Linked DNA regions of Mus musculus: all the other regions are linked to region 4. A link is a loop called in an ENCODE intact Hi-C map of the cell type or tissue named here. Cell type or tissue: heart. All regions are shown on one strand. Each heading gives the region's core, and the rest is flanking DNA. Links, peaks and the distances in the headings are about the cores only. Region 1 holds the start of Tmem18 (transmembrane protein 18). Region 2 has its middle 20 kb from the start of Gm15691. Region 3 holds the start of Sntg2 (syntrophin, gamma 2). Region 4 overlaps Myt1l (myelin transcription factor 1-like).

Region 1 (7,845 bases), core at 874-5,873, 680 kb after region 4:
CTTCAGGAGCTGGACTCGCTCATCAGCCCGGAACACTCGGGAGCTGGACTCGCTCATCAGCCCGGAACACTGATCTCCAGGAGCGAGGGATCCTTCTTCCCCTCTAATCTTCCACCAGAGTTGCCGGTACCTTGTTAGAGCAGCCCAGAGACGCCAGCACACAGAGGACAAGGCTGAAGAGGTGAAAGTGAGCAGCCAGGGGACTCCAAAGGCCTGGATGACTGTGAGGACACCATGGCATCAGAGCCAAAGGGCTGGGGGACAAAGGGAGGAGCGCTGAGAAAAGAAGACAGGGCCTGGCCAGAAGAGGAGGGCCTGGCCTGACAATGGAAGGGGTAAGGGGTCTCAAGGGCAAAGGACAGCTGTGAAGTGTTCACACGAAGCACTTGAGAAGTCTTGTCTGTGTTGAGAGATCTCTAGCTGTGGCATAAAGAACTGTCTGTGAGACAGAAGCCTGCGGCAGGGACACAGTACAGGTGTAGAGGAAATCGTAGACTTCAGGTACCTCGAAATGAAGGTAAGAGTCCTCATGTGCTGCCTGTGGAGGAGTTTGAGCTGGGGCAAGCCAGGGAAAGCAATGCAGATCGCTTAATAATAGGTACTCATGGCTGACTCCACAGCCTAGGAATTCAGTCCCATGTCACCATCATGGATGCTTTTAATTTCCTTGGTTGCAAATTGGCCAGAAGGGTGGACCCCATCACCATGACAGAGCAACTACAGTTACTCTTCATTTCATATCCTCACTGATGTCGGTCCAAAAATCATCAGGAATAGCTAACCCACACACCAACTCTAAACAAATGACACTAAAACCACTGAATAGGGAGGGTCCTCGGCTGGGTATCGTGGACACGCCCTGTGTTCCTTAAAGCACAACTTTAGAGCACATCCAAATGACCTTGACACCACCACCAGCTTCTCCTCCCACTCCTCCTCCCCCACCCCTCCTCCTCCTCTTCTTTTTCTTCCCCATTTCCATACCTTTGGTGAAGAGGCATACTTTGGGTGGAGCACATACCTGAGAAGCAGAGTAGCCCAAATCTGAAAAGTACAGAGGAGGTAACAAAGACAGCCTGGGCGTGCCTCTGGGAGAGAGGAGGAAGCCTTAGGTTGGGCAATGCTAAATGGATGGAGGATATTGGACTACTACATCAGAGCCCATTAAACGGTGAAGAAGACAGACTATGACTGTCACTGTTCAGACTAGTGGAGGTGGCTATGGCATCAGTGATCACACCACCAAGGGAAAGAGCAAGCCCTGATCATATGACAGAGGCCATGCACGTGTGCACAGGTTTATGTTCTGACATAAAGACTTAGAATCCTGGGTCCTCACTGTTTACACGAGCAGTTAGGAGAACTTCACACATGAACTAATTGTGTTTAACAGCCTCCTGTGGATTGACTTAAAACCATTAAACAATGCATTACCAGTTCATATTCCATGGCCTGCCCCTTCTCCAATAACATGTGTAAAAGTAAGATGGCTCAGTCTGCATGATCGTGGATACTCCAAACTGTCCAGTGTTATGTCACCCTTGAGCAATCTACCACCCCAGAATTGGGATAGCATCGCCAGCCACACAAGGTTACTAGGGCCATGTTTATCCCATAGATCCATAGAAACACCACTATCTTTGTCTATTCTAGATCAATGAGTTAGGATGTGAATGGCCAAGGGGAAGAATACTGTGCCCATCCTACATCTGCAAGTACTGACTGTATATTCATTGCTGGCCTTGGGGGCAGATACCATATGCACCAGTCTACTGGATAGGGCTGCTTCACTATGTCCTATTGATGGAATGTCTATCTCGGTTTCGTGGGACAGGAATCCTGTGGTACAGACACCATTGGCAGCCCATTTCTCTGGGTAAGGGCTGTGTGGATTATAGGATTCAGCTGCTATCTATCCAGCATGGTGAGACCTGACACTATATTCATCCTGGGACTTTTTATTTCATTTTATTTACATCCCAAACGCTACCCCCTTCAGGTCACCCCTCACAGAGACCCTTTCCCACCTTCCCTATCTCCTCTGAGAGGGTGAGCCCCCACTGGGTATTCCCCCAACCCTGGTGCATCAAGTCTCTGCCAGATTAGTCACATCCTCTCCCACTGAGGCCTGTTGGGCTATGGATACCACAGTCAGGCTACAGCTTTAGGAGAGCCTCTGCCCCAGTTGTGTGTGTGTGTGTGTGTGTGTGTGTGTGTGTGTGTGTGTGTGTGTGTGTGCACATGGAGACTGAGCTGCGCCTTTGCTGTTTATGTTTCAGGGGCCTTGGTCCATCCCATGTGTGTTCTTTGGTTGGCAGCTCAGTTTCTGAGAGTTCCCAGAGGTCCAGGTTAGTTACTCTTTTGGCCCTCATGTGGGGTTCCCAGCCCCTTAAAGACCTTCAATCCTTCCCCCAACTCTTCCATAAAAGTCTCCGACCTCAGTCCAGTGTTTGGCTGTGGGTCTCTGCATCTGTCTCAGTCAGCTGCTGGCTGGAGCCTCTCAGAGGACAGCTATGCTAGACTCCTGTCCCCAAGCATAGCAGGGTATCATTAATAGTGTCAGGGATTGGTGCTTGCCCATAGGATGGGTCTCAAGTTGGGCTGGTTATTGGTTGGCCATTCCTCCAGTCTCTGCTTCATCTTTGTGCCTGCATTTCTTTTAGGCAAGACAAATTTGAGGTGAAAAGTTTTGTGGGTGGGTTGGTGTCCTTATCCCACTGGGGTAGAAGTGGGATTCCTGCCGGCTGCCTGGCGGGCTACTGGAGCAAGGATGCCATCGGACCCTGGCAAACTCTCCCCAGCCGCCGGCTGCATCTGTGGAACCCACGAACCCTCCGCTTTCTGGGCAGTCTGGAAGAAACAGAACTAGGTGAGCACGTTGACACTTCTTACAGAAATGCACTACTGCAATAACGAAAGTTGGACGCTCTTTTAAAAAAAAAAAAAAAAAAAAAGTCAGAACTCTCGCGAGAAGAGCCAAGCGCCAGGTTCGTACCCGTAGATCTCGCGAGAAGTCTAAGCGCCTTTCCCGGCTGTCGGAAGCTGCGGACTCGTCCCGGCTGTTGGGATCCCTGGCGCGATGTCGTCCGCATACTCAGTCCGATCCTTCCCAGTCAGCATCCCTGCGGTGATCATGGTAACTCGCAGGCTCTAAGTGGCGCCGGCGTTTGGTGGGGTTTGCTAGTTCTTGCGAGAACTGCGCAGGGGCGGGCGGGCTGCCTGAAGCCGCTCCCTGCTCCGCTGGATGGGGCAGCTCCCGGGTGCGCACCGGCCGTCCTCTGAGTCCCCAACACCAGTGTTCACCCCGGTGGCGTCTTAGCGCCATACATTGACTTCCCTGCCAGTGTCTGGAGAGACTCTCAAGTGCGCTGTCTTTCCGATGTGGCACAGAAGAGATGAGCGTTACCCAGTAACTGGACTTCAAGCTGTCCCCAAGAGCTTTAGGGCTCCAGATAGAGGAGCTGGTCTTGCCTTGCGGAGCCGTGCCCTTGGAAAATGGCATGGGAAGCTCTAAGAAGTCGGGACTAGGAACTTAATATTAGTTGGAGACAGAATCAGAAAGATTGGAGCCTTGGGGACTGTACTTAAGACCCCAAAGCACACTAGCCGGCTGCATGGTGCAGAAGTGTCAGGGACAGTCAGCTCTGCAGGTTAGGATGGCTCTCATTTCCAGACCTCCATGCACAGAGGAGCTTGGTGTACGCAGCTTCACACATTCCAAGTTAACATGACTTTACTTAGCTCGTTAGTTTAGTTGATAATAACCCTCTAGATTTCACCCAGTCCAAAGAGGCAAGTGGACAGTAGTTTCCATCCTGTGTGCTCAGACTTTAAAATCTTTATATAAAAATCTGTGACTGTGTTTGCAATTGAGGCATCGCTGTTTCCTCTCGCTTGCTCCTGCTTGTCTGAGAGTTCTGGTTGTATACAAACACCAATGGAAGACCCCCAAACTCAATGGAAGGGACCAGTAGCTCCCACTCCCCACAGGAAAGCAGTTTCGTTTCGCTGCCCTCCAGGTTTCTAACGCTATCTCCTCACAGGAGACAGACTGGACAGAGCCGTGGCTCCTAGGACTCCTTGCCTTCCACCTGCTGTGCCTCCTTCTCACTTGCTTCTCCTCACAGAGGTATAAGCTACAGATCGGGCACTTCCTGTGTCTGGGTGAGTAGGAGAACCTTGAATCCCTCTGCTCACTCTCATTGCTGCGATACTGCCCCTGGGTTTGTTTGCGTTGTGTTTTCACAGCGTTTCCCAAGCCTTCATTTCTATATGGAGATCATGAAGTAATCTTTGGACATGTTCTAGGTTGGTCACTAAGGATGCCAAACATCTGTACACTAAGATGTTGATTCTCTTATGCTGACTCTTACACAGATAATTCCTGCTTTGAGTTCAGTGCAATTTATCTCTCATGTAGATGTTTTCTTGCTGGGGTTAGTCCCATACTGCCTGCTCTGGAAATCAGACTATGCATATAATATTACTTTTGGTTATTTTTAAAGATAATGGCTTTAGGAATTCTATGTAGGGATTAATTAGGTACGTGAAATGGAGAAAGATAGAGTCTTTATTGCACAGAAACAGGCACACAGTAAAAGTTCTGGTACTTGGCCAAATGGGGACATTCACTATTTTGGGCCCCTCAGTTGGGTCAGAAGGATACAAAGTAAAATGTCAGGAAGAAAAGATGAGTAACAGCTGACTGGCCTAGGTGTGAGGTCTGGCCCCAGTGAAAATAAGTGTTCAGAGCCCCCAAAATACAGGGTGGGACATGGGAAGGAAGCTGGCTCATAGGTCAGATACCACAATCCCCAGGAGCAAAGTGTCCCAAACTGAGTGGTTACAGGGTAAATACTTGATTTTTGTGGACACTGGAAGGGTGGGGAGAGTTTTCTTGATGAGTGGAAAAGCTGATTTTAGACAGTTAACCAGGGAACCGAGAGGCAGGAAATGTGAGCTTACAACAGAAAGGTGTCCATTCTTCATTTGGAATATTTTACCTGAGAAATTTTGGGGTTACACTGGTAAGCAAAATAGACTCCTAAACTTAGCATGGCTTCCTTGGGGACACTTGGGATTCAGTAGTTAACCATAGAAGCTTTCTAATTGTCCTGGTGCCAGTTGTAATGATTCTTTTGATAAGAACTGAGGTCTGTACATGGGACTATATGGAGGAGCCTGAGTTCTGCAGGCAGAGTGGAGAGGCATAGGGGTGAGCAGGTGAGAGGGCCAGGTTGAGAACTTGGTGCAGAGCTAGTGTGCACGGCAGTCTCGGGGGAAGGACCTTGAAAGATGGATCAACTTCTTAAGATTAAGGACAATGCATGCACTTGCAGTTTGGAGAGGGATAACCCTAGGAGTTCTTGGGGAACCCCAGACACTGCTGTGTGCTCTGTATGCTTTATGGCTCATTACAATCTCAGAGAATAAAAAACCACTGCAGTTGCTTACTTCCTCTTCACAAATGCTGAGGTGATAAGACCGAGATTTGCACCTGGATCCTGGTGGTGGTCCTGCCAGGATAGAACGGCTTCATGGGAGTTTGGGTAAGACCCTTGGCATGTCACAGATGTGTTGATCTTTTTCTGATTCCTATTAAGTGGGCATATTTTATAACTTGACAATTTTAGAGTCCTTACCATATCATAGTTAAAATAGGAATTACATTTGGTTTTGGTATTCTGTTGAACACGTAAAGATCTATTATCTCGTTCTCTAGTGATTGTAATTGGTCACAAAATTCTAACATAAGTTTTCTATGTTTTCTTAGTAGTGTTAGTCTATAGTGCCGAGTACATCAACGAAGTGGCTGCAGTGAACTGGAGGTAAAGTTGGCTTCTCATGCTCTCGCCTCTGCCTCAGTCTTCCTCCACAGTGGCACTTTCACATGGCACTTTCTAAAGAAAAGATGAAGCTCACAGGGAAATTGAGGACGCCAGGAATCGTGGCCACATAAATATTGAACAGCCTATACATATGGGGTTAGGCCTTAAGAAATAAATTAGTTAAATATTTTCTTGTTTTTGACCAAAAACTAATAATTGTATTTATTAGAATAGTTAAAAGCTCCTCATTGGTGGTTGACTGTCCCTCGTGAGCTCTTAAAGGTGCTGACCAATAATTACAGCCTGCGAGAAAACACTGGGAATATTAATAAGGGGGAATTTGAGAGAATATTGAGCATGTGCTATTATTTGAGAGGAAGTTGGCCTTCCTCCTGCCCTCTCCCCTTTTCACTTGAAAACAACTGTCCTATACCTACACAGTGCCAGAGCCTCCACAGTTACTCCCTGCTTCCCCAGCCGCAACCCTCGCGCCTGACTTGTCCTAACTGATTCTCCTGTCTCAGAGCAGATGACTCCCAATGTTCCAGTGTGTCCTTAGTCACTCAGGAGCAAGCACAGAACTGTATTGGTGCCCATAGCCTCTTCTGTAGCCCCTCCTGTGGGCCCCTTGCCACAGCAGATGTGTGTTGTCCCTTCTTCTGGTCAGTGTCCTCCTGACCTCTCACCACACACATGCACATGCTCTCAGCTTTGTTTCAATAAGTCAGACTATCTGGGATCTTTCTTCTCTCCAGAAGATAGGCTTCCTTCAAGGCTGGACCTGTCTCTACATTTCCTTGCTGTAATCTATAGCTCACGTAGCAGGTTCCCAATCACTGTTACCGGGTCAATGAAAACAACTCTCTACCGTATTTCCGCATTACCAAGACAGAAATGTCTACCCCTAGACAAGTCCTGCCTTCTACTGCCCGGCTTTCTACCTTTGGGCAAGTTGGACTCATGTGGCCTTCGAGTCTCCTACACAGAGTGGCAGTTACTTCACTGAGATGGACGGGAGCAGGAAGCGCCAGGCACAGCACTTTCTTAAGTAGCTGTAGCAAGAATGCAGCTCTGACTCTAATTTATGACAAACATCAAAGCTGCTTCTGTGTTGTTTTGAGAACCCTTCAGTGAACCCAGACTATTAACCACTGTTCTCCTGTTACCTTCCAGGACCGAACGTCAATCATTGTGTTGTGTTTTGCTTTTCCTACAACAGATTGTTCTCAAAGTACCAGTACTTTGACTCCCGGGGGATGTTCATTTCTCTTGTGTTCTCAGCGCCACTGCTCTTCAACGCCATGCTCATTGTGGTATGTATGACACAGACGCTTATGTCCTGGCTTTCTTCACTCAGAGCCTTTGCAGTTTTAATCATGACTCCAAATGGTTTTTAGATTATGTGGGTACGGAAGACTTTGACTGTGATGACCGACCTGAAGACCTTACAAGAGGAAAGAAAGGAGAGGAGGAGGAGGAGGAAGGAAGAGTAATGGTGAACTGCTGCTGTGCGCCATGTTTGTCCTCTGACTTGCTTGTTTCCAGCTGGGAACTAACTGCACATGGCCCAGATGCCAAATGTCAGCCGACTCATGGTTTAGAAAAAGGTCCTTATAGCTTAGCACACCACAACTGGTTCTTATAGTTTACTCTGTTTGGAGCCCTCTTAAAGCTGGTTCTTAAAAGAACTGATGGCATCACCGAAACACGTTGGATGGGGACCCCTCCTTTACATGGGGAGAGCTTCCTGGTTCAGCCACTTTATTCACAGCTTCTCACACGTTGCTGGTAGACCTCATTATGTAACTAGAGTTCACGAGGTTCTAAGTGTGGACACTGGGAAATAAAGAGCCCCGATCCTGCTGGGATCACTACCTGCTCCCTCTTCTGTTTCTAGCCTGTAGCGGTGGCTATCAGCTAAGGGTGGCTTTGTTCCCCAGGAACTTTGCTGATGCTTGTCACCGCAGGTGGACATGGTACTTGTGTCCATAGGACAGAGCCGAGTCCTGCAGGGCAC
Region 2 (7,845 bases), core at 1,322-6,321, 130 kb after region 4:
CCCATAGTTGGGTTTTCTTTTTTTTCTCTTCACATCTCACAGAGGGATTAGTTTCAACACAGGAAGACTTGAGAGACCCACACAAATTCCATCCAACTCAAAGCAAGCTGTCATAACCAAGCAACACAGACAGGCAGCTCAAACAACACAGATGTTTTCTCACCATTGAAGGCCAAAGTTAGAGATGAAGATGCTGGCAGCTTCCTGTCTCCTGAGACTCCCTCACTGGCCTGTGAAGGGCATCTTTTCCAGTGTTTTCACGTGATGGTCCCTCTGTATTTTTCTGTGTCCTGACCTCTCTGTAAGGACCCCAGTTGCCTGGATACCAGAGTGACTTCCTTTCAACATAATCACCACTATAAACTCCTACTTCCAAGGACAGTTACACTCTTGGGTGCTGGGTCTGAGATCCCAACTTATGCATTCAGGGCACACTACAGACCTTAAAGATGTACAAGGCTGGAGTAGAGGATGCCAGCCACAGACTGAGTTTGCTTGTCTGTACCTGGAGCAAGAGAAGAGTGCTTTACCTAGAGCAGAGCTCAGGCAACTTTGCCCAGCTGCTCACCAGCCCAGCCTCTGGTCCCAGCTACCCTCCTTACCCCACTACCCACCATGACCCAGTCATGCTTCCCTGCCTTAGCCTCCCTGTTGGCCTATTGTCTCCCTGGCTTAGCATCATTTGTACCAGCTGGCCTCACATGCTGACAGCCAGCTCCAGCTGGGGTCTGCAGTCTTTCTCTGCTGTTCACAGGAAGAATTAGACAAGGATAATAGACTTTGCTTTCCTCAGTTTCCCTACCTGTATCTTTGGGTATGAACAAGGTGATCTAGATTTCCATGTGGGTATACCCAAGTGTCTCTGGCCACAAAGGAACAGTTCAGGGACTTCAGTGACTATCAGCCAGGTTGATGACAGAATGCATGTCCCAGGGACTCATGGATGCCAGGGAGAACATGGTCCCTGATTCATCCTATAACCAGCTGGAGCCTCTGTGGCTTGGGAAGAAACCAGATTGTCTCTTGGGAAATGAGATCTTGCTTGGACCTAGAGTTAGACTTGATCCTCCTGCTGTGTAGAAATGGACATTCCTGTGAGAAACTCCCTGTGCACAGTGACCTAGCCTTGACCTGAGGGCAGAGAAATGCAGTCTTTATTAGTCCAGTGTGTGTGCATTTGTGTGTGTGTGTGTGTGTGTGTGTGTGTATGTGTACATGCACATGAGTATGTGTCTCTCTGTGCTTGTATACAGTGCATGGGGGTACACGGGGGAGTCCTCTTTGGACAGAAAATGCATCTTTAGAGAATGACTCATTGATTTGGGATAACCTCAACACCCGCCTTCTCAGTACAGTGTCCACAAAGGCCACGAAGCGTGGGAAATGTGTAGCTAGGCAGCTTAGGGTGGCCTGGCAGGGCAGCCAGAGCAAAGAGCCAGGGAGGCCCCTGCTCTCTCAAAGCCTATTTCCAACAAAAGACTTTTGTTTTTCTCTCCAAGCCCCTGTGAGCCATGTGGGACTAGAGGGCCAAAGTCTCTGCTGTGGTACTTTCCAGGGAGAGGTGCCAAAGAAGGCTGAGACACTGTGGTCACAGCTGTCCCACAGATGAAGTGGGTACCCCTGAACAATGGGGTGGTAAGCATGGAGGCTGGGTATTAATGAGGCTCCCAGCTAATTTGGGAGGACCTAGCATCCTTTCAGAATATCCTGGTGGAGTTAAGTGAGGCGCTTAGTGAAATGCCTGGCCCAACTAAGGCAGGGAGGCAGAAAAGGCGCTCACACATGCCAGTGGCCTGCCTTTACTTTCCAGGGGAGTCTGTATTCTTGGCTTCCTGTAGTAACCTGGAGCTTTATTTGCCCAGTAGGCAGGATCTGGGGCCAGGGAGGGTTGGCCTTGTTCCATGTCTCTGCAGGGACAAGGCCTGGGATGGTGTCTTCCTAAAACTGATACCTCCTTGAAATGTCAAAAGAGACACTTTAAAGTTTAGGTTCAACTGAAGTGAACAGCTCTGGGCTGCGTTCTGCACCAAACCTTGAAGACGGTAATGGTTTGCCTAGAGGAGAGTGTTTCTCATCATGGGGTTTTCCTTTATGGTCATTCTCTACATGTTTTGATGTCCAGGGACCCCTCTGCCTGTCCCTGAAGCATAGCTTTCCTATGGAGCTTGGCATGGTGGAGACCCTGGGAGATGGGGAGGAGAAATGGCATGATGAGCTGTCTGTCCTGCTGCTCTGCAGATGGACTGTCCTCCTGATAGCTACTCAGCTACTTGGCCTCTCCACAAACACCTCAGTGGAAAGCCTGGTCCTGGGAGGACTGTGCTAATCCATTCCGCGGTTAGCAGAAGAAACTCGAAAAGCCATGTTCATATTGACTCAAATGTGAGGTGTGTTGTTTACTTGAAGGTTTGGAATGTGGTTCCTGGTGGTGTGCTGGTGAACCTCGATTTATGAGGAAAGCTCCCATGGCCATAACTGAATGCTAATAGCTTCTTAGACACAGCTCTGGGCTGTGCGGAGCTCACCCACCAAGGACACTCAGGCTGGCAGCCTCATGGTTTTCTCCACTAGACTTGCTGTTATTGCACAGCTGTACCAGCCTGGCACTCTTTCTGTTGACATTCAGGCTCCTACTAGTGGGAGTGGCCATGCCCAGACCACCAGAGGTCTGCTGAAGTCAAGAGCTGCTGGAAGCTCTGTAAAGCAAGGGCCAGAGTTCCAGAAGAGAAACACTTTTCCAATGTTTACCCAAATCCCCAAGATTACATGGAATGTGGGGGCTAGCCTATCCATGGGGGAGGGTCCAAGCCCCAGCTCAGGGCCAGAGAGGGACCTTATAGATCAAAAGTCTGTGATGGATATTTTTAAGTCTACTCGACATAAGCCAAAGTCATCTGAGGGGGAGGGGAGCCTCAATTAAGAAAATGCCTTTATAAGATCAGGTTGCAGGCAAGCCTGTTAGGGCATTTCCCTAATTAGTGATTGGTGAGGAGGGCACAGCCCATTGTAGGTGGTACCATCCCGAACTGGTGGTTCTGAGTTCTATACGAAATCAGACTGGAAAAACCCACAAGGAGCAAGCCAGTAAGTATCACTCACTCTTTCATGGCCTCTGCATCACTCCAGGCTCCAGATTCCTGCCCTGTTTGGGTTCCTGTTTTGATGTCCTTTGATGATAAACTTTGATGGGGAAATATAAGCTGAATAAACCCTTTCCTCCTCAAGTTACTTTGGTCATGGTGTTTCATCACAGTGACAGTAACTCTGGCTAAGCTAGAGGCTGGCTAACATGGAAATCTATCTGTAGAACGATTCTTCAGCCTGGGCTGTTGTTTGTGAAAGCAAATGTTGTGGCCCTCAGTTTCCTCAATGTCTCTGCTGCCTGGGTCTCTCCCAGGTGCTAGGATGATCAGTCCCCAGGATGCCGTATCCAGGGTGTATATCTTTGGAGGTTGGCAAGGAAAGATCAGATCAGAGACAGAGATGAAGAGAAGATAGTAGACTTCCCCAAGAGGTTATTGAAGTATTCCTTGCTGTGTGTGAAATAGGCCTAAAAAAGGCTTTCTCTGGGAAGAGACCTAGAAGCATGGGGGAGCACACTCTCTGAGCATCCATCTGCTTTCCATCATCTGCACCAGATGTTACATCTACAGACACCTGGGATGAGGGAGGCAGGGAGCATAGGAAAAGAAGACCTTTCCAAAGAGACAGAGAGACGATATTGCTTTAGTGTGTGTGTGTGTGTGTGTGTGTGTGTGTGTGTGTGTGTGTGTGTGGTTTTTCTGCACAGGCACAGGGCGGAGGAACAGCAGAGCAGAACCAGAGGCACAGGTGATCAAAGTCTGCCTTGCTCAGGATTGCCTGTGTGCTACCTGGTCTCTGAAAGAAGAGATGTGGGTAAAGCTAAAGACCTTGCAGATGTCCTAAGATGGGTGTCGGTGGGAGGGAGAGCATCTGGGATCATCCATGGTGCTGTTTCCATCATGGGAACAGGATGCATAGAAATCCTCACCTTTTCTCTTAACTTCAGCCCCTGCTGCTCCAACAGTGAGAAAGCCCTTGGCAGAAGAGCCCCAGATGCATCATCTCCATCAGGATAGAGGGGGACAGGATACAGGCCAGGGGATCCAACAACAGGCTGACTCACAGCTGGAGAAAACTTTGGCTGTATTCGTGGGTGAGGGAGCTGACACCTTCAGTCTTTTTTATCCCATACAGCAAGGGACACAGATTTCAGAGTAGGTAACCCTGCTTCCCTGACAGAGTGGAGCCTGCTCTGCCTTTGGTGTTCCACAAGGTGGCAGCATATGCTCAGAGTCCTACCTGGTAAGAGGGTGGCACTCATTTGTGCTGTAAAGGCCTGCTCTGCCAAGGCAGGAGGGACTGGAGGGCTGGCCACCGATGAAGAGGATCCTGGAGTTAACCCTGATCTTTAACAGCTGTGTTTCAGCAGCGAGGCCTGGGAAGGAAAACCAAACTGAAAACTGTGCTGTAATGTGGTGCTTCCTGTGTCTGGAGAGTGGAGGAATCATGACAGCGCTCCTCTTTGTGAATTTTTTGATGTACAGGCCAGTGCTCTCCTAAAAGAAGAAGGAAAGTCCACCAGAACTAAGTCCACCAGGGCAGAAGGCATCCTGGTCTGCTTAGCCCTGTAAACAGGAGGAAAAGAATACATGACTATTTACAAAAATCAGGACCCACCAAACTGCAGCAGCAGCCAGTTAACAGAAGAGCCTGGTTTGTTGGGTTCCTGGTCCCTCAGTATGTCTCAATGTAGCTACAAGACATTTTGTTTAAGGAAACGAAGCTCTTGATTTATAGGATTTGGAGGAGGCTAAGCTGGGGAGTGCTTCCTTGTGAAGTGGTGGGGCCGTATTAGCCCACTAACTAGAACTCATTCAGAGGGACTTGGGAGAACTTGTTTGAGAAAGAGATAGGAGAGGCTGGAGAGTGGCTGGTCTTCCAGAATTCAATTCCCAGCAACCACAAGGTGGCTCACGACCATCTATAACGGGATCTGCTGCCCTCTTCTGGCATGCAGGTATACATGCAGCTAGAACACTCATACAATAAATCTTTGGGGGGGGGGGCTGGGGTGGGGAGGGTGAAATGTGGGACAAAGGGAAGGAAATGGAGTTGGAGAAGCAGCCAAGCATATAAATTTGGCATCTGGAGGGGCCAGGTTAAACACAGCTATGTCTTTGGCTGCTATGTGCCTGATGTTCCTAACCCCACAGCTGGCTCAGAACCCCTCTAAGGAATAATACTGGGTCTTTGAGGAAATACCAGAAGACATCAAACAAAGACATGCTCAGCACACAGTAGGAGGTGGCTTTGGTCAGAGTTCAGCCCAGCACACAGTAGGAGATGGATGTGGTTCAAGTTTGGAGTTGGAAATGTGCTACAAGGACCCAGACAGTTGTCTTTCCCCTTTGCAGATAAATAAGAAACAAGCAAGCCAGGTAGTGAGTGTCAACCACAGCATTGAGGTGAAGCAGAGAATTCTAGCCCTCTCCGGAGGTTACAGATGAAAGAAAAGGAGTCTCTTAGAAACAAACTTGCTTGTTTGGTGTTGTCAAGGACCCTTGAAGAGCATAGCTGCCCCAGATCAGTTACTGCAAAGCAGAGAGGGTAGGGACTGCCCTTCCTGTGTGCCAGGGGAATCTTTTTCATGACAAATCCAACTCGTACAACAACTTGCACTCAACCCAGCATAATGGCCCCTGGAGCCTTTAGGGCCCTAAGAGTGGAGCTGGCTTTGATGAGCCAGTGTGCTAGGCTGGGAGGCTGACTGAGTCCTTGTGAGGCTGCAAACGAATCTGAGCACTTGGGAGACCCTGCAATGGTGAGAGTGTGTTAGATGCTGAGCACACCCTACATAGTTGCTAACAGTTCCTTAAATGTGTATTATACTGAGTTACCCAAGGCTATCATCACGCAGCTTAATATGTATTTTGAGCTATTCCTGATACCCTGCTACATCCTCTTTCTCAGCCGCCTCCATTAATTCTCTCGGATCCCCTATACTGTTTTTCTTCTATTTTCATGTCATCTGTACATATGGGACTTTATGAATTTATAAATCCTGAAACCCACAAATGAGAGAAAAGATACACTACTTGTCTTTTTGAGACTTATGAATATGATTATTTCCAGTTGCATCCATTCAGGGAGCTAGACAGATGGCTCAGTGGTTAAGAGTCCTGGCTGCTTTCCCATAGGTCCCAGGTTCTATTCTCAGGACCTACATGAGGATGCACAACCATGGGTCACTCCAATCCTCTTCTGACCAGACATGCACATACAAGCAGGCAAAACACCCATACAAGAGAAAAATATAAAGACAGAGAAAACATTTGAGAAGAGTATTTTGGGAAGGTCTTCCTGTCTGCTGTTGGTCATGATGCATGTTAGTGCTCTACTGAGTAGCAGAAGTATGTAATGTCCATGTTAGACACCCGGGGCGCCCTTTCCTTCTGGTTGGCCAATATTGGTCTTGGGTCTGAGCTAATACACTTCGCAAAGAAGACCTGGTTTGTTGTTCATAGACCCTAAGTGGAAGCCTGCTGTATGCCAGTCGCTTGGGCATGCAGTGAACACAGCAGGTGGCTAGCTGAGAGCAAAGGTCACTTTTCAAGCTGATGCTGTACCATAAGGGACAGAGGAAGACATCTGGCTGTCCCTACAGGGTAGAGACTCTTTTGAACTGAGTGCCCTGATGCTACAATACCAGGCTTTCTGCCCAGCCACAGGTGGTAGCTTTTATAAGGGACCACCAACGCTGTGCTGGAATTTGCTCCTTTATACTAAGGCCCAGAGAGGCCAGTATGAAGGGGTGTTTGTGTTGAGAACGCTCTAACATGCTCACTTCAAGTTGACACACAGACTGAGACACTCACATCTCCCTTTTGGGGTACAAGGGTGTTGGACCTGAGGGAGGGAGGGACCTCAGCATGGTGACAACAGGGGGCTGGTGTCTCAAGGAAGCTGGAGGAGCAGCTCCTAAGAGTCTGTTTCCAAAGCCTCCATTCCTCTGTGAGGAGAACTAGACCAGCCTGGAGGGAGGCAGCAAGGCTGCTCTCGGGGGCCATGCCCTTGACTTGCTGAAATTTGACTCTTCCAGGGAGACACACTCTTTGCTGAAGCTTCCATCTGCAGTCCCCATTTTCCACAGACAAGCAGGAGGAAGAGAGAAGACAGACTCACCACAGACCCTGTGGACAGCTGGCCACACTCAGGGCCAAAGCTGGTTTTTCTGAGGACACAGGGGCTGGTTTTAACTTTAGGTTTACTCTTTTTCTTTTTCTTTTTCTTTTTCTTTTTCTTTTTCTTTTTCTTTTTCTTTTTCTCTTTTTCTCTTTTTCTCTTTCTCTTTCTCTTTCTCTTTCTCTTTCTCTTTCTCTCTCTCTCTCTCTCTCTCTCTCTCTCTTTTCTTTTTCTTTTTCTTTTTCTTTTTCTTTTTCTTTTTCTTTTTCTTTTTCTTTTTCCCAGTAAAAGTGTTCTTGTTTGTTGGATGAATCAACTGCAGAAAAGCCTTGGGAAGCTTGAGGATTGTCCTAATGATCTCTGTAGGTAGGAGGGAGGGAGCCACAGAACCACGAGGGCACAGGAAGAAGTGCGGCCTCTCAGAGAATCCCACTAGCTCCTTCTCCCTCTCCCTGCTGCCATTAGTTGTGCTTGCACTCTGAGCAGAAGGATGTGGGGTGGGGATAGGGAGGTAGGGTGGAGGTGGGATAGTGGTGGAAGAATAGAGAAGGTTTCTTTTGTGTTTTTTTTTTTTTTGTTTTTGTTTTTGTTTTTGTTTTGTTTTGTTTTTTGGTTCTCTTTTGTGTTTTTTGTTTTTGT
Region 3 (7,845 bases), core at 1,293-6,292, 460 kb after region 4:
AGGTAACCCAATCCCGAGAGAATCAGATGTTTAAAGTTGTCTTGCACTACAGGGGAACTCCAGTGTCCTAAAGCAACAACATAGATAAATAAAGCTGTATAATCAGACAGGGCCAGAGCCAAGCCTGTATCTGCACTCTGTCTTTAGTTTACAGTACATGGATGGACCACAGGTAGCTCAGTCAAGTCCTGTAAGTTAACCATGTATGCATTTGGTCACATTCACAACCAGACAGTGTTTTCTGAATAGTATATTCTTCAGCATCACAAATTCTCACTTTCCAGAGACTGATGCATCTACCCACTATGCACACTCTCAATCCCTCTCCCAGGGCATAGGAAGTACAATTCTATACTACAGTATACAGGAAATACTGTATTCCTATAGTAAACAGGAGATACTATAGCTAGTGTTTCTGATTACACCAGGAAAGGATACTATCTATCTTGTTGCAAACACAATAGCTTTAAAAAAAAAAGCTGGAGTTGAAGTTCTATTATGAAACAAATAATGTTGCAAGCAGGCAGAATGTCCTTTTGAGATGTTTAGCACCAGCCAAAAGATAATTCTTGGTGGAAATGGGCACAGTAGTATCAAACACAGGGTATGCTTTCAACTGTTAATAAGGTGGCCTTTCTCCCAATATCTAGAAATAAATAAGAGAATGTCACTAAATCCGACAATGTCAACACCAGCATGTGGTTATAAACAGGTTGTTTCTGGCCCCCGCGGAGTCGGAGCATCCCAGGTTTAAGGTAGGAGAAGTAATTTCACAACACTAGGGACATAATGAACACTCTAGGTAATTACAGTGCAAAAAGTCAAACTGATAGAGCCACTTGGAGAAGTATAATTACCTGAAGAAATCACTAAGACAATCTTTAGCCCTGGGAACAGAATAAATTACATTTAACCATTAGTGGTTATACTGATGTGTAAAATTAAAATTTAGCTACTGTAAAAAATAAAATGGCATAATTTCAGTGAAACATCAATAAGCTAATAACAAGTATAAAATAAGTGATCAGCTCAAGAACAAGAATTGGGGCTTTCTCCTCTCCTTCATAGTAGTAACTGCTATGAATAAACACTGCAGAATCAACTACCGGGGAATATAAGTAACACCTCAGACTTGCCTCCTCCTCCTAAGAAAAAGGGCATAATTGCCACTCCTTTAGAGATACTATTGTTATCAGAGCTGGGGTTGTCGCTTCCTAAAGGCCAGGCACAGGCACACTGCTCCTGAAGATGTCACAGGGAAGCCTCCGAGCAGAGCATACAGATAGCAGTGGATGCTGGTGGGAGGTCCTGGCTGCACCAGCAACTAGAATGAGCCAGGGATAGGGGAGCTAGGGCAATGCCAGGCTAGCACAGCTGTCCAGGAAACTGGAAAATCAAGGCCAAAAGTTCAGAGGGCACAGTCTAAATAGTCAGTAAGGTCTGTGGTCGACTCTACGATGCTCAGACATGTGGACATCAGAGAGGAAATGCAATTCAGGGTTTAGTAGACGCCAAGCCTTGAAGACATATTCTGTGAACCCTTAAACAGAGCCAGTCCAACTAGAATGGCTATAGACAGTTTGTGGGGGCCAGAATGAAATAGTGGCATAGTTTGGGAAGCCCCGGGACCAGTAACAAACAAGAGGTTATGCAAAATAACTTCCAGTGGCTACACTATGTACCCAAGTGTGAAAACCCAATTGAGGCAGTCATCATATTGGGTCAGGAAGAGGAGAGGAGCAGTGACCAACACACCCTAAAGCTGAGCATCTGCCTGCAGACAAAGGCACAGAGGTCTGGGACTGAGGCGATGGGGGCAGCCCTGTCCTCAGTGAGGCACATGACAAGCTCAGCAAGTGGAGTGCAGCACGACACCGCTTACCACAGGAAAAATCAGTCAGTCAATCGGAGACACAAGTTGGGGGGTGGCCCACTTCCTCTCTTTTACCTCATCTTGGAAAGGGCAAGGGGAGGGGGATTACTCTGTTCCAGTCCTAAAAGCTGAGTCACCTAGCAGTGTGGGCATGCCCTAGATGCAAAGTACTTGTTTCTCATGGAAAATAAATTAGATAACTTTTTAGGATCACTGACAATCATACCACCCTTCACAAATATGGACTGTTTATTAAGAAACTGGGTGGAATCCTATGGTTGTATTTTACCTATAACACAGTACTGCCACTTAGACCTCTAACTGTTTGAATCAGTTCTAGGAATGAGATTCAACAGTGTTGTGTGATTTTCCACCTAGTTACTTCAATTAAAATAAAAATAGATACGTTTATTCTTCACCAGTCTGGGCTTAAATGAATTTACTACTGTCTGGAGTGAGGCGTACTTTTCTTCCTGGAGCTGGGGTCCAAGGAACAGTGATGAGAGAAATAAATCCAAAAAATGAAAGTCAATGACCACAGTGACACACACACAGTGGTTTTAATATCTCATGTGATTGTATTTATCGTAATACAAGTCAGAGCTGTAACCAAGTGGAATCCGTCCAAATGTCAAATGGATTCTGGTGCCTATCCAAGCTGGGTAAGTCAAAATGCTGACAGTTTAGAGTAGCATCGTTCTTTCACAATACAAAAACATTACTGTAAATATTAAGGCAGATAAGGTGTTAGGCAGGTAGGGAAAATGGCGATAAAACGGGGTAAGCAGAATGAAAATTTAGCAATTTTGGAGTAAGTCATCTCTGAAATTAGCATACCTTATGTGTTAAAAATATAACCTGACATTTTTATAACTTTGCAATTACAGCCTTAAATAAGCTAAAAAGGCATAGTCGTTTTCCTTAAATCTTAATTATTTGCCTAATAAAAATGTAACGGATGAATAATAATACCACATCTGAAAAGAAATGTTTAACAAGGAAATTCAAACTGAAAAAGAATCACACAGCCCTCACAGCACATTTTAATAGCATGTGTTGAAGCGTGCAGGATGGTATAGAGTTTTAGTTGTCTCTGGGCAGGGTAGGATTTCGAAGATGCCCTGTGTGTCCTTGGGGGTAGAGAAGAACAGCCAGTGCTCCCAGAGGAAGCCAGGAATGGCCTTGAGTGGGGATCAAGTCCGCAAGGGGAGCTTAGTGCAGAAATAGAAGGGATAAGCCGGCTTCCACAGGCTGAATGGGACTCCAGGAAGGCCGAGGATTCAGCGCCACCTCCTGTTGGCAGAAAGCAATGCAACTTTTCCAAACCTATGTGAGCTCAGGGCAGCAGCGGTTATTGGACCACAAGGGAAACACTCACCAGTACAAAACCCAAGTGCCTTTTCCATGAAATTGTTAATGTCTTTTCCTTAGAAGGCCTTTAGAAACCTTCTTTTTTTTTCATCTTATACAACGAAATCGCTCAGTCTAACTGAATAGCCAGTTTCTGAGAACCATACTACCTAGATGTGTACATAATGTATGCATATATCGTAGCATCATAACGTACTACACTGAAATATGTCATATGTACATTGTCATTTCTAAATGACAGTTGATTGCTAAGGGTGACTGGTGTCAGAATGCAAGTGACCAATAAGAATTGCTCTGGAGAGTTTACAGGTGAGAAGGGGGTAAGTGGGCTTCCCCAGCGAGGGTTGCTAATTTTCTCCAATGCTAACCAGTGAGTTTCTCTTTATACTGTAAGTACAGTGCAAGCCCTGGGTACTAGCACAGCACAGCACAAGGGAGAAGGAAGGAAGGAAATCATTTAATAACAAGGGGTCTGGATTCAACAGTGCCCCCCTCATCCTGTGCCTCAATGCCACCTTCTCTGGCTTCTCAAAAGTGTGTTGTACGAGCCATCCTGGAATATATGTCTAGATTACAACCAAAAACTATACAGATAAGTAGATATGAGAAGTTGTTACATATATTTCAGAAAAAAGGGACAAATTTAATTTCTGATATTTTTAACAAGTAAATTCAGGTTTCTAAATTAGATCCTGTTTACATGTTCACCATGAGGCATGTTGTCTCCTGGTAAAAATCAAGTAACTCCTTGTTTTAAAATACATGGGATTGGCCTATGATGTCACAGGCACCAAAAGAAATTCTATTGGTGAGATCAAAAGTGTCTGAAAGAAATAAGGACGCACGTAACAGGAGCAGGAAACAAGGGGGAGTATTGGGATCCTACAGTGTCTGCTTAACTTATCTCTGCAGTAACAGCGGCTCTGGAAAAAAAAAATGGCTAAGAGATTCCCTTACGAAGCGTGCCTTCAAAACGACTAGAAATCTCTGCACCTTCCCATGGGCAGGGTAGATCATCCTATGAATTTACAGCTTACCAGTTCACACTGCTGTGCATTGAAGGGTGACCACTTAAAAATAAAAAAAAAATTACACAGTAAACACAAGTCCTGCTAAGAACTGCAGACTCTCAGTCTATGGAATGGTTGGTTCTCAGAACAGAACTTTAGGAAATGGCCTAACTCAGAAAATGTGTGTGAGACACCAAATCTGGCCCAATTGCTAGTATTCAAACAAGCAGCCATTATAGTGAATAATTATACTTTTGACGCCAGAGAGAAAAAAAGTCAGACTACATTAGATCCAGTATAATTATTTTTCTAAGTAAATGCTCTAAATTCTGTGAACTGAAACGATGGCATAGCTAGGCATTGCAAAGCTCAGTAATGTTATGCACAGTAATTGTTAAGAAACTGCAGAATTCTTCAAAGGTGTCTATGCTCCTGGGATTTGTTAGACACCATTCATCAGAGGTTCAAGTACTGCAGCATGAACTGCAGGTAACACAATCCTCGGATTCTGAGAATGTGCAAGTGTCAATCTTGGCAGATTTACTTTAAATACAACCCCGAACCTCAACACAATGGAGTTTAGCACTACATTACTGCAAACAGTTCCCTTCAAGTCCAGTTCTGATGGGCCATCTCACATCATCAAGGTTCCCGTGACACATAAGATGCTGAACGGGTCTTGGGACTGTCTTGCGACTTAGTGATTGACGTGGAGCTCAACAAGCTTATTTGAAGACTTCTGTGTCATGCATGCACTTAAAACTGAAGTCTGCCAAAACTCACGGAGAGGTTCAAAGTAAAACAAATCACTTCAAGTCTTCCTCTAATGGTAACCGTTACTAACAAGACTTGTTGCAAGAACATTCCCAAAATGCACTGTGGGAGGACATTCTATTCAAGTCCTGAGAGATATACACCAGAGAGCCAGTGGCACTTGCTTTCTTCTATTTCCAGGTAATCTAAGTGGATTTCCTAAGGTATGAGTCCCATCTGCTGTACTTGGGTAACTACTCACATTACAAAGTATTAAAAAATAATTAAAACAAACAAAAAACCCAAATCCCACCACATTCCACCCAAAATGTGGACGATGTTGAGGGACTCTGTAGGATGGTTCAGTTTGCAAAGCAGATACACTGGTCTTGACACATTAAACATACCACTGTGCACTAGCTATTTCTGAAGCCTTGTGACTGGACAGTTAGCAGCCACTCCAGCCTACAGTCTTAGAAACCTTTGTTACCCTAAAAGGACCTTATTCTCCTGTAGTGCTGAAGGCTTGGGCTCTTGAGCAAAGTTAAAAAGGAGGCGTGACTGCACCCCAGGACACACGCACACAGCTTCCTAAGGCCATGATAAACAGCTGCTGGCTTGCACCCTCTCCAGAACACTTGGCTGAGCTGTGTGGGTGGCAACTTGAAGGTTTCCAAGAACTTTCCGTTTTTGTTTAAATCAACATTTCAGGGTTTTGTCAATCAATAGTTTCGTTTCTTTTAAAAATAGGGGGGTGGGTGGGTAGGACCTAGAATAGACTTTTAAAAACATGTTGCAAAGTTGGCCCATCAGCATTCTCTTGGTTTCTGGGCGATACTGAGCTGGTGGCCCAAGCGATAGACAGAGGCAGTTGGCACCACACCTCATCAAGGGGACAACAAGAAGCCCTGCATAGTGCCTGAGTGGCTGCCAGAGCCCTGCCTACGACCAGAGAGACCACTCCTTGGAAGAAATACTGGACAGAGCCCAAACCCCATGGTCTGGAAGCCTTAGTTACCACGCTGTAAAGGAAAGCACCTGTGCCCCATGACCCAGATGTTAAAGATAAGAAAATAAAAACCTGCACGCTGTAACTGTGAGGCAAGGAAGACAAGATTGCGGTGCCCAGGGGCTAGTGTTATCCACTATGCCCAGGGCCCAGAGCCAACCCCCGCCCACAAGAGCCACCCGGAAAGGGGGATACAAGGACTCAAGAAAGGAGGAGGCGCTGGGAGAGGAGGGTAGGCAGGGAGACTGAAGGGACTCAGAGGTTGAGGAAGAGGGCCTCCAGGGGACCCCACTCACCCGCGCGGGCACCAGTAGGTGACTAGGACGCCCGCGGGGGGCGGCCAGGGACTGCGATCCCTCGGCGCTCATCGCCGCCCACGCGGCTAGGCGTGCGCTTCGGGCTCCGGAGCTCCTAAGTCCAGCGCCAGCACGGCGCCCGCGCCCCTCTGTGGACGGGCTGGGGCGGACAGAGCCAGCAGCCACTGCGCTAGCAAGCAGGGCAGGCACGGAACCCCGCCCACCTCCCAGCAGCCCGGCCCCTACTACTCTGCTCACCGCCCACCAAGCCCCGCCCATTACCATCAAGCCACGCCTCATGCCCGGTAACCCCGCCCATCAGCTCTGCCCTTCCACCTCCTGTCAGTGAGGGGTGAACTGGTTTGTGAGCTGGTTGCCACCTCCTTGCTGAGACCATCACTTCCCCCACCTCGGTCAGCAAAGTAGAAAGCTGAAACAAGCTCAGATGCGCGCATCCCTTAGGGTTGGAAGGCTAACCGGGCACCTGGGTCATGGGGGACCAGGAAGCTATTACCAGTGGATTCTGGTGATACCTTCACTGTAGCCACTTCTGCTGGCAAAGCTTCTTAGATTCTGAGTGTAGTGGTACTTTGTCCTGACAACAGCCTTGGGTCCTTTTGGTGTCTCCGGACTTCCACACAGTAGCCTAGACTGGCTACCCTAAGGACCCACTTTCTGGGAAAAATGAGAGCATATGAACATACTAAGTCCTTCAGCCTCAGTGGTCTCCATTCCTGTATGTCTGTCTTTTCCTCTCTTGGCATCTGCTTAGGCTCCAGTTCCCATCTGAGGGCAGCTTGGGATCTGTACCCCTAATTTCACTCTGCCTCCCACAAAGGGCTCCAGCTTAGTCACCAGTCCCAGTTAAGAACGTCTCTTATTTGACCAAATTTGTAACAAAAGAAATGTCATAAAAGTGATATTGGGTTTTATAGATTCATATCATACTAGTATAAATGTAAATAAAAATTAGTCTGGGCTAAAAGTCTATGCCTGTCTGCACCCTCACCCAAGGGTTGCCAATACTTAACTAAAAAGCAAACATATTTTCCTCCCTCTTCAGGTCTTATACCTCAGCCCCATCACTCACAGGCATGTATGTGCCAGTGGACAGCACCCCGCGATGCTTATCTTTACTGCTGCACTATTAGGAAAGACTGGCAGTCTAATGTGGGGTTTTCATGGCCCACAATGGACAAACAAACCATGCACAGCTAAAACCTGAGCAGCCCTGGGCTTGTGACCCAGCAGTACAGGAGCAAAGCTTTCCACATTCCCAAGTCTTATTTAGCACCTGCCTACAATTCTGCGGCTTTGGTTCATGGACAAAGAGGGTTATGACCATCTTTTTATGCTTTCCCAGTATAAAAAGCGAGCCTTAGATGACTGGATAAAAAAATGTTTAGCAATTTTTGTTTGTAGAAAAACCTAGCATAAGAATGAGGTCATGCAACTCATTTGAGGTTGCGTCTTGCAAAGTAGATGGGTTCAATCTCTGAGAAATCAGAGCTCTAAAGATAGACTTCTTACAAA
Region 4 (7,845 bases), core at 1,583-6,582:
CCATACCTGAGCAGTCTCTGCAACAGGGGAACTCTCAATGGATCAATGCCACTGGAGCAAAAGTAGCTTGTATGTCTAGACAGGAAGAAGAAACTGGGAGCATGGGAACACTTTGCAAGAAACCAGATGTGTCACCAGATGGGACTGCACTGATTTCCAAAGGCCACCCAATGTACCAGTGTGCACTGGGAAGTTTCCTTCCATGACTAGAGTGGAAATACCAGAAACTTTGAAATCAGCCCTTTCTAGTCCTAAGGGCTCTGTCACCCCGACCCCCAAGCTTTGTCCACATAAGTCCTTCTCTTCTTGAATTGTTGTCTGATATGGGAAAAGTTGTATTAAGGGTCACACTAACTTGATCTCATCCTTAGAGACCCTATTGTTGAAAACAGTTCTCACCCCTTGGAATCTCAGGTCCCTCTATTTGGAGATCTAGCAATCTAAATACTAAGCCTACCTGAGCCTGAACAGGGAAAAAGAGAAGCAAAGGGGGCTGCTCTTGCTGCCTGTGAGAGTCATGGTTAGGGGCAGCCTGGGAGGACCCAGATGAAGACCTGGCCAGAGACAAGCTCTTGTTCTTTAAGTACAAACACTTGGAGCTGTTCTCAGGGCCTTTGAGTCTTGTTGCTGTGTCCTCTGACACTTTGAACGTCCCTCTATGGTCAGCAACCAGCCTGCCTTGTATAAAGAGACTCTGAGATCACTGAACCCCCTGAACCCATGCAGGGCCACACTTAGGCCAAGGTGTTCAGGTAGTACCCGACTAAGTTGATGAGTCACTCCCCCTTAAAAGGGACCAGCTCTGTCAGTCAAGATTGGAGATACACAAGCACTTGGACAGTGTAGGAAGTTACAGGTACACATTGCCCAGCAGAAAGTTTTATGTATCACCTCTATTGAGAATCCTGGTGACACTCCAAAGACTGATACACACTTGTTCTCACTGGATCTCATGATAACCCTAACATGGCTGATTCTCATAGTGAACCTGCAAAACACAGTGAAGAAAGAGAACACGTCCCACCCACAGACACTGGCACATGTAAAGATGAGACAAGTTCAGGCTCAGCCTCCTGTTGAGCAGCTGAGCTGGGGATGTGGAAATAAGAAATGGAAGAAGAAGGAAAACAAGAACACATGCTGACATTCTCCCACACCCACATGCCTCGGAGGGTGTTGAGGTAAAGGCCAGCTGAAACTCTACCAGGGCAGGTGGGCTCTTGAAGGCTGGGCCACGTGCTTCCTGCACCCTTGCAAAACGAGAGCAGAGAACTTTGGGAACAAGTGCTCTGTAGGCTGCAGACAGGCAATTTCTACAGAAAGCAGGTCCAAGAGTTACAGTGGAGAGGCCCTACCTCCTTCTTGGCCTCAGATTCCAGCTGACCACTCCTATGAATCTGCAGTCTGCCAAGTCCAGTTCTCAGGAAAAGGAGCCTGGCTCCCCACTAGAGCCAGCAGCCAGGCAAAAAATGCTGATGGTCACTGGCACCTATTAGAGGTAACCAGAGCCAAGCACCACAGCCAGTTAAGGAGAGTGCTCCAGTTCTTGACAGAAGCTGAAGCAAACCAACCCAGAAAGGAGAGGGGAATAGAAAACAAATAAACCAACCACACAACACCCAGAAATACCATGGAAGCAAGAGAAATCTTGTTAAGCTTATCATTTGTCATCAGGCAGGAAAGATGGAAAGGGTATTAAAGTCTATTATATTTATAACCCAAGGGGACAGAGAGTAGATTTATCTTTAAGACCTAAGTACAAAGGAAGGATTACGTGTAAAGTTAAGATGCCAAATTGAAGGCATAAATTGTAAAGAGATAACAAAATGGCATAACTATATTTCAGAAGAATGAATGGTTCCAGAGCGTTAGTAAAAACCACTAAAGAGTTCCTGGGGAAGGGACTATAAAAAAACCAGAAATCTGAGAAAATGAAAGAAAGAATATTACCAAAGAAAGCAAGCAAAAAAAGTTCACAGGGTGGAGATCCTGAGCATGTCAAGGGAAGACCTTGTTGAGAAACCAGGAAGTGACTAAAGCTCCCTCATGCTTTCTCCGAGAAATCCTCCCCTAGGAGATACGGATGGGACCCAGGCAAGAAAGGGTTCCTGCACCTGTGATGGGAAGCTTGGTACAGTCATCCAGGCTACTGACCCTGCAGCCTCAGGCTAAGTTCTCTCCCTGGGAACCTGTCTTTTCTCAAAGTCTGCCAGCAAACTTGTCCCTCACCTCTGCTGAAATCAACAGAGGTAGATATTGGTCACTCTAGATATCCTCACAATGACACATAGTGTTAGATTAAACAATAAACCATTAGAAATTGCAACCTTTCCAAGCTGAAATCCAGGAAGAGGGGAGGGCGGAGGGGAGGGGAGGGGAGGGGAGGAGAGGAAGGCCTGGGAAATTAGAAACAGTGGAGTGTCTGTTTCTGAAGCCTCGGGAATTCTCTCCTGTACCCACTGAACGACCCCAGCCCTGTTGTCCCCCAAGCCTGCTCCCCTGTACCTGCAACCACTGCTCTCTAGGCCTCTTCCATAGCCCTTCCAGGTGCTCTCCTTGATAGTGGCAGCTTTACAAGCATCAGAGCACTGTCCTCAACTCCAGTGCCCTCAGCGGATAACTCATGTCTCCAGCCATCAGCCTCTGCCTATCACTCTAATACTGGCCATACCCAAACTCAAGACTACCCAGTTCCACCTCCTCTATACCTGCCCTTACTCAGCAATTAAATACTATAAGACCAATAGCTGCCAGAGTTTCTATCTCTGTTTGAACAAAGGTGTTAGATCCCAAGTGAGGGAGACAGTGGTCAGCCACGTCTGGAGTCCAGATCTTCTAGGAACCCTGCCAAAATCATCTCTCACTCAGGGAGCATGTGGACAGCTACAGAGGACAGAGGACTCAAGCTGGTGCTCAGCACGTGCTGGAGCACAGCATCTTGGACGGGCTGTCAGCCACTACTGCTGCTCTCTATAGGGCCTCCTTTTGTCCGGAGAGTGCTGTTTCACTCAGAACCGCTCCATGGTCTGCTACTGTCAGGTGAATAGATGGGGATGTGAAATTCGACAACCATACCAGACTTTTTTCTTAAGACTGGGCATCTCTGTAGCCCAGGCTGATCTTGAGGCCTGCTTCATGTGTGACTATGCCCAACTCCTAGCAAGGTTCTAGACACTCTGATGGTGTTTCTATGATCACTGTTGCTCAGTAACTCCACCAGTGACCTCTTAGATGAACACCAGTCTCTTTAGTGTCCCCAAGTTTTGGAAGGAGTATTTGTTTATGAGACTGAGGAGGCTGGCAGGGTTTCCATAGACTGAAAAGGCTAAGCCACTTAGGGAGCAAGAACCTGCATCTGGGTGGATGATCACACAGCAATGTTATATAACATGCAAAATGGTAAAGGCTCGTGGAAGAGAGATGTCTCACACAGACAATGGATGCTGGCCCCATCTCTGGAAGCCTCTAGAAGTCTGAATCTAGGAAAACCTGGTTTTGCTGAGCAAACCCTCGTCTTGCATGTTTCCCTGGGCTTTCTTCCAGATCTCGTGTTTGCTCCTCATGATCATGTCCTGCCCACTTTCATCATACACACCCTTGGAAGTTTAGCTCTCCATGTGCAGCTGAAGGTTCTCCAGGAAACTAATGGCCTGATAAAGACTGGGGACCTTCTTTCCCCCTTGTGCAGCCACTGAAATCCTTGCTGTGTCCTTAAATGATGTCTGGTGCCAGATGTGTGGGACCGCGGGCAAGGAGGAATGGGGAAATGGGCATTGAGTATGGGTTCCCCAGAATTTCTCAATACTGAAACTACAAATCAAAGCCCAGAAGCCACCTGTCTTTACTAGAAAGAGCTTCCACAGCAGACTGTGTGAGCTCCTTTGCTTGGAACTTACCTTCTGTGGCATGGAGGCTGCCTATGTGTTCCTTCCCTGAAGCTGATGGGTATGGATCCCTCAGTATCTCAAGGTCAGTCTGGCCCACTGCTAGGCAAAGAGGAGACTGAGCGAGTAACCAGCAGATGGCAGCATGTCTGCAAGGAATCAGTCACTACCCAGAGGTCTGAGCTAAGATCAGGGCTCAATTCCAAGTTTGACCCATAAGGAGTTGCACTCATAGGTTTGGAATGACAGGAACTGAATGAGCTATTTGAGCAGGATGCAGCATTCTTTGGGTCTATTTCCTGATACAGTTTCCCAAACTCCCACCCAGGCTTCACCTCCTTAAGTAACGCTGTTATTTACCCTTCCCGTCAGGTGGATTTATTCACTGAAGACAGAGAAGCAACATAAAATTGTTATTTCTAGGACTTCTGCTCAGTTCAATGTGAGACGGCAGTTTTTATTTGCCTTTTGTTTCCCCTTACAACTGTACAAAGGAAGAGTTTTGGAATTCTGGGCAGTGAATACCTGAGACCTAGACTGAGGCCGTGTAGCCCAGAATGCATCTGGCTTTCTCCTAAGAACTACAAAGAGTTAAGAAGGCTGGAGCTCTACTTCAGGGGTCCTTGAACCAGCTGCTGATAGACAGAGCCGCTGGGCAGCACTTAATATCTGTTGTGGTGAAGCAGTGTAGGTCAGACCCGGGAACTCACTAGAAAGGGGTTCTATAATCCTCATCGGAGAGAAAACAGGTAAAACTGGAGACATTCTCATGAGTGGAATCCAGATCAGACATTATGAAAGCACAATCTTGAGGGAGAAATGTCATCTGGTGTCATTTTTCCCCATCATTGACTACATGCAATTTTACCAAAGTCTGCAAAAGCACTCTTGAGATCCCTGGTGTGGTGTGCTCTTGGTCTAGAAAGAGCCTGAGATGCATAGGTGTGATGTCTGGGGATGTGATCCCTGAGCTGCAGGTATTCTTGGGTTGAGAGCAGCAACCTGAGCTGGGTGGAGACTGTGCTGGCTGGAGGCTTCCTGAAGCACATGCTTCTATTTAATAGATAATGAGGTGAGAAAAGTTGGGTGCTCAATACACAGTGCTGGAGCAGAAATATAAGACCTGAGAGTATCATGGGTAAATGAAGAAATGCAGAGCGGAGACACCAGTGTGCAGACCTTAAGCTGACAGTGTGGACATTTAGGAACCATGGGTCTTGAGCTGAAGAAGTGATCTGGGGTCCCAGAAGCATTGCACAGGATGTGTATGGTTTGTTGGATTCAGCCCAAGTAAAGCCCTGCAGCTCCATTAAGGGACGGACACATGGGCCCCAGGGATGGTGACTGTGAAAAACAACATGTAGCTTAGGATCCTTCCTGTGGCAACAGCCCGGGTACAATGTGAGGAAGGGCGGCAGGCCTCTGGAACCCAGTCCTCCACATTCTGAAGCTCTCTGCCCAACTTCCCCACCTCTGAAAATCTGCCGCAAGAGTGGCCAGAGGCTTTCCTGGGAAAGGAATAGTGGCCATATTTTGGGGGATGCATTCTCTGTGGGGCTGGGCCAGGCCTGAGGCTGGAGCAAAGTGCTGTTCTGGGAAGCCCAGATCTGGGAATGTATGCAGGAGGCTCAACCAGCTCCCCATGCCCACAGTCATGCCCAACTTGCCCTGGGAATGGAGGTGAGTCCAGGTATACCCTCTTCGGAAAACAGCAGTCCAGAAGCTCCCATTTCAGTTACCTGACTAGCACAGGCAACTGAGCAATGTGCAGAAGCTCCTGCAGTCATTACATGTGATACCCAGTCCTAACCTGACCTCAGCTCTCCATTCACGAGTAAACTAGTCCAGATCTATACAACACATGCCCCTTGCTGGATCCTAGCTGACAGCTAACAGAGATCCTACAGACCATACTATGGCAGAGGACTCTTGTCCCTGGGATATTATGCATATTACATTGGCACACCAAATATTACATGTATATTGTGAGCAAAGCTGTAAACAACACCCTACCCCAGCAATTCGGCTCATGTCTGAGCTCAGCATGATTATATACAGAAATGATGCTGATAATGTGAATTTGAGCAAGAAGCTACTACAGAGCCTGGCTGTAGGAGACTTCTGTTATTTCAGAGTGAGATCCTTCTAATTGTACAAAGAAAATCTGACGGTAAAGCAGTTGTGGCATCCCATGACAATGGCCTCACTATCTCATGTTTGCACAAGTACAACATGGTACACTTGCTTGTACAGATCACCTCTGTTGCATTTAGCAAAGCATACGAAGGGGCCATGGGAATAGGACTGTCTGTTCCATGTGAAGCCCCAGCAGCAGGGAAGGCTGTGTGGAGGTGGGTTTTCAGGAGCAAAACATGCCAAAAGCAGTCTCCTGCCTTCATGTCTCCTGGTAGCTGCAGGCAGCCTCCCAAGAGGGGGAACTCTGGGCAATGGACTTAGTCTGGGTTTATTTCCAGGGGGAGAGAAGTGTGCTTTGTTTTGTTTCCCAAGCGGTCTCATATAGCCACAGATGGCCTTGAACCCTTTTTGTAACTGAGACTTTTCTTGAATTCGTAATTCTTCTGCATCTACCTCCCAAGGGTATAGCATAGGCATGTGTCAATGTACCCATGCCCACATGAGAAGGTTTTACTCCGGGGAAGGGGTCAAGGCTGTGGAGGTGAAAACTTGGGTCACACCTGGGTAAATTGGGGGTGCAGAGAAAGGGGAATGCTAGCATTCAGCTTGCTTCCTCCTTTTAAACCCCTTTTTAATTAGTCTAGAGTCCTGGTGTATAGAATTGTATGACCCACATTTGGAATAGCTCTTCCCTCCTCTATAAAAACTCTTGAGGAATAACCTCAAAGACACAACCAGAAGTGTAATTTCTAGACAATTCCAAAGCTATCAGGTGATGATGCAAAAGCACATTACATTTCATCAGGGGCCATCTGAAAACCTGGCTGAGTAACAGGTCTGCTTTCAGAAATATTGGTGACGTTATTGTAGCTGACTTTATACCTGCCTCCATCCCAAACAGTGAAGGGGGTCATGCTCACTAAAGCTGGGTAGAACATTCCTACTTTACTTTGTTTCCATCAGATTGAACCTAGTTGTTGTCTAAGTTTGATGCTATTCACAAGAAGTAAGCTTTTAAGGAATATAATCGCTCCATAAAGGCTGCCAATAGCTCTGTGAGTTACACCATGAAAAGCATGTGTTCCCTTGTCTCATATTCTTGTTCTGGAGACCCCATCCCAGAGGCCACACTAAGTACACCCCCATGGCCAGCCCATGAGCATGCTTATTTTATATACATATAGACCATGTTGCCCTTGTATGTATGTGCTGGCACACAGCACCACGGATCTGCATTTCTTTTTTTTCTTTTTTTTTTTTTTTTTTTTTTTTTTGGAGACAGGGTTTCTCTGTATAGCCCTGGCTGTCCTGGAACTTACTTTGTAGACCAGGCTGGCCTCGAACTCAGAAATCCACCTGCCTCTGCCTCCCGAGTGCTGGGATTAAAGATGTGCGCCACCACGCCCGGCTCCGGATCTGCATTTCTTAACCTACTAATTGAACTGATAAACACTCTGAGATACCTCGCCTGTCACTGCAGGGCTTGGGCTCTCTTAAAGCTCATGGCTAACAGTCATCTCTTATCAACAGCTTGTCAGGATGTCCAAGAGCCACATCAGCAATGAAGAAAGCAAAGCTGTCTGGAGAACAGATGTTGACTATCAAGCAGCGAGCCAGCAACGGTAACTACACCCTGGAGTCCCCAGCACTCCTACTGGTCAGAGACCAGCAATGGTAACAACATCCTGGGTCATTCCTGCTGGTTAGAGAGGTCAGATGTCACTGTATGCCAGTTCTGTATCAGTGACTTAGCCCAGTGTTTTGAGATCACAGAAGCAGAGTTCATTAGGCCCCACCCACATCCTATGTCCCATGTCCCAGGATC

Evidence for each region. Peaks named below come from ENCODE experiments on the same cell type or tissue, not always from the same donor. Only the 100,000 strongest peaks of a DNase experiment are listed, where the experiment ranks them.
Region 1: it touches region 4 in a loop (4-fold over the local background); 10 of 42 quality-filtered maps call a loop at or near these places.
Region 2: it touches region 4 in a loop (5-fold over the local background); 14 of 42 quality-filtered maps call a loop at or near these places.
Region 3: it touches region 4 in a loop (4-fold over the local background); 11 of 42 quality-filtered maps call a loop at or near these places.

Annotation. Positions count from the first base shown.
Region 1 is chr12:30,581,427-30,589,271 of GRCm38, forward strand. It overlaps Tmem18 (transmembrane protein 18), which reads left to right and starts at 3,017. Exons shown (of 5, transcript NM_172049.2): 1 at 3,017-3,136; 2 at 4,044-4,164; 3 at 5,774-5,828; 4 at 7,048-7,141; 5 at 7,226-7,845. The coding sequence starts at 3,080. The coding sequence ends at 7,321. In heart, for the core only: no CTCF peak of the experiment used is centred there; a DNase peak (open chromatin) is centred at 3,195; H3K4me3 peaks cover 2,118 bases; H3K27ac peaks cover 1,339 bases.
Region 2 is chr12:30,035,397-30,043,241 of GRCm38, forward strand. No RefSeq gene overlaps it. Among named protein-coding and RNA genes, the nearest start is that of Gm15691, 20 kb to the right of the region's middle. In heart, for the core only: CTCF peaks have their summits at 4,287 (motif pointing right), 4,994 (motif pointing left) and 5,227; DNase peaks (open chromatin) are centred at 1,335 and 4,355.
Region 3 is chr12:30,366,846-30,374,690 of GRCm38, forward strand. It overlaps Sntg2 (syntrophin, gamma 2), which reads right to left and starts at 6,530. Exons shown (of 17, transcript NM_172951.3): 1 at 6,313-6,530. The coding sequence starts at 6,384. In heart, for the core only: a CTCF peak has its summit at 3,173 (motif pointing left); DNase peaks (open chromatin) are centred at 3,156 and 5,616; H3K4me3 peaks cover 534 bases; H3K27ac peaks cover 465 bases; H3K27me3 peaks cover 803 bases.
Region 4 is chr12:29,903,217-29,911,061 of GRCm38, forward strand. It overlaps Myt1l (myelin transcription factor 1-like), which reads left to right. Exons shown (of 25, transcript NM_001093775.1): 22 at 7,551-7,642. Among named protein-coding and RNA genes, the nearest start is that of Gm46346, 8.2 kb to the right of the region's middle. In heart, for the core only: no CTCF peak of the experiment used is centred there; a DNase peak (open chromatin) is centred at 4,015.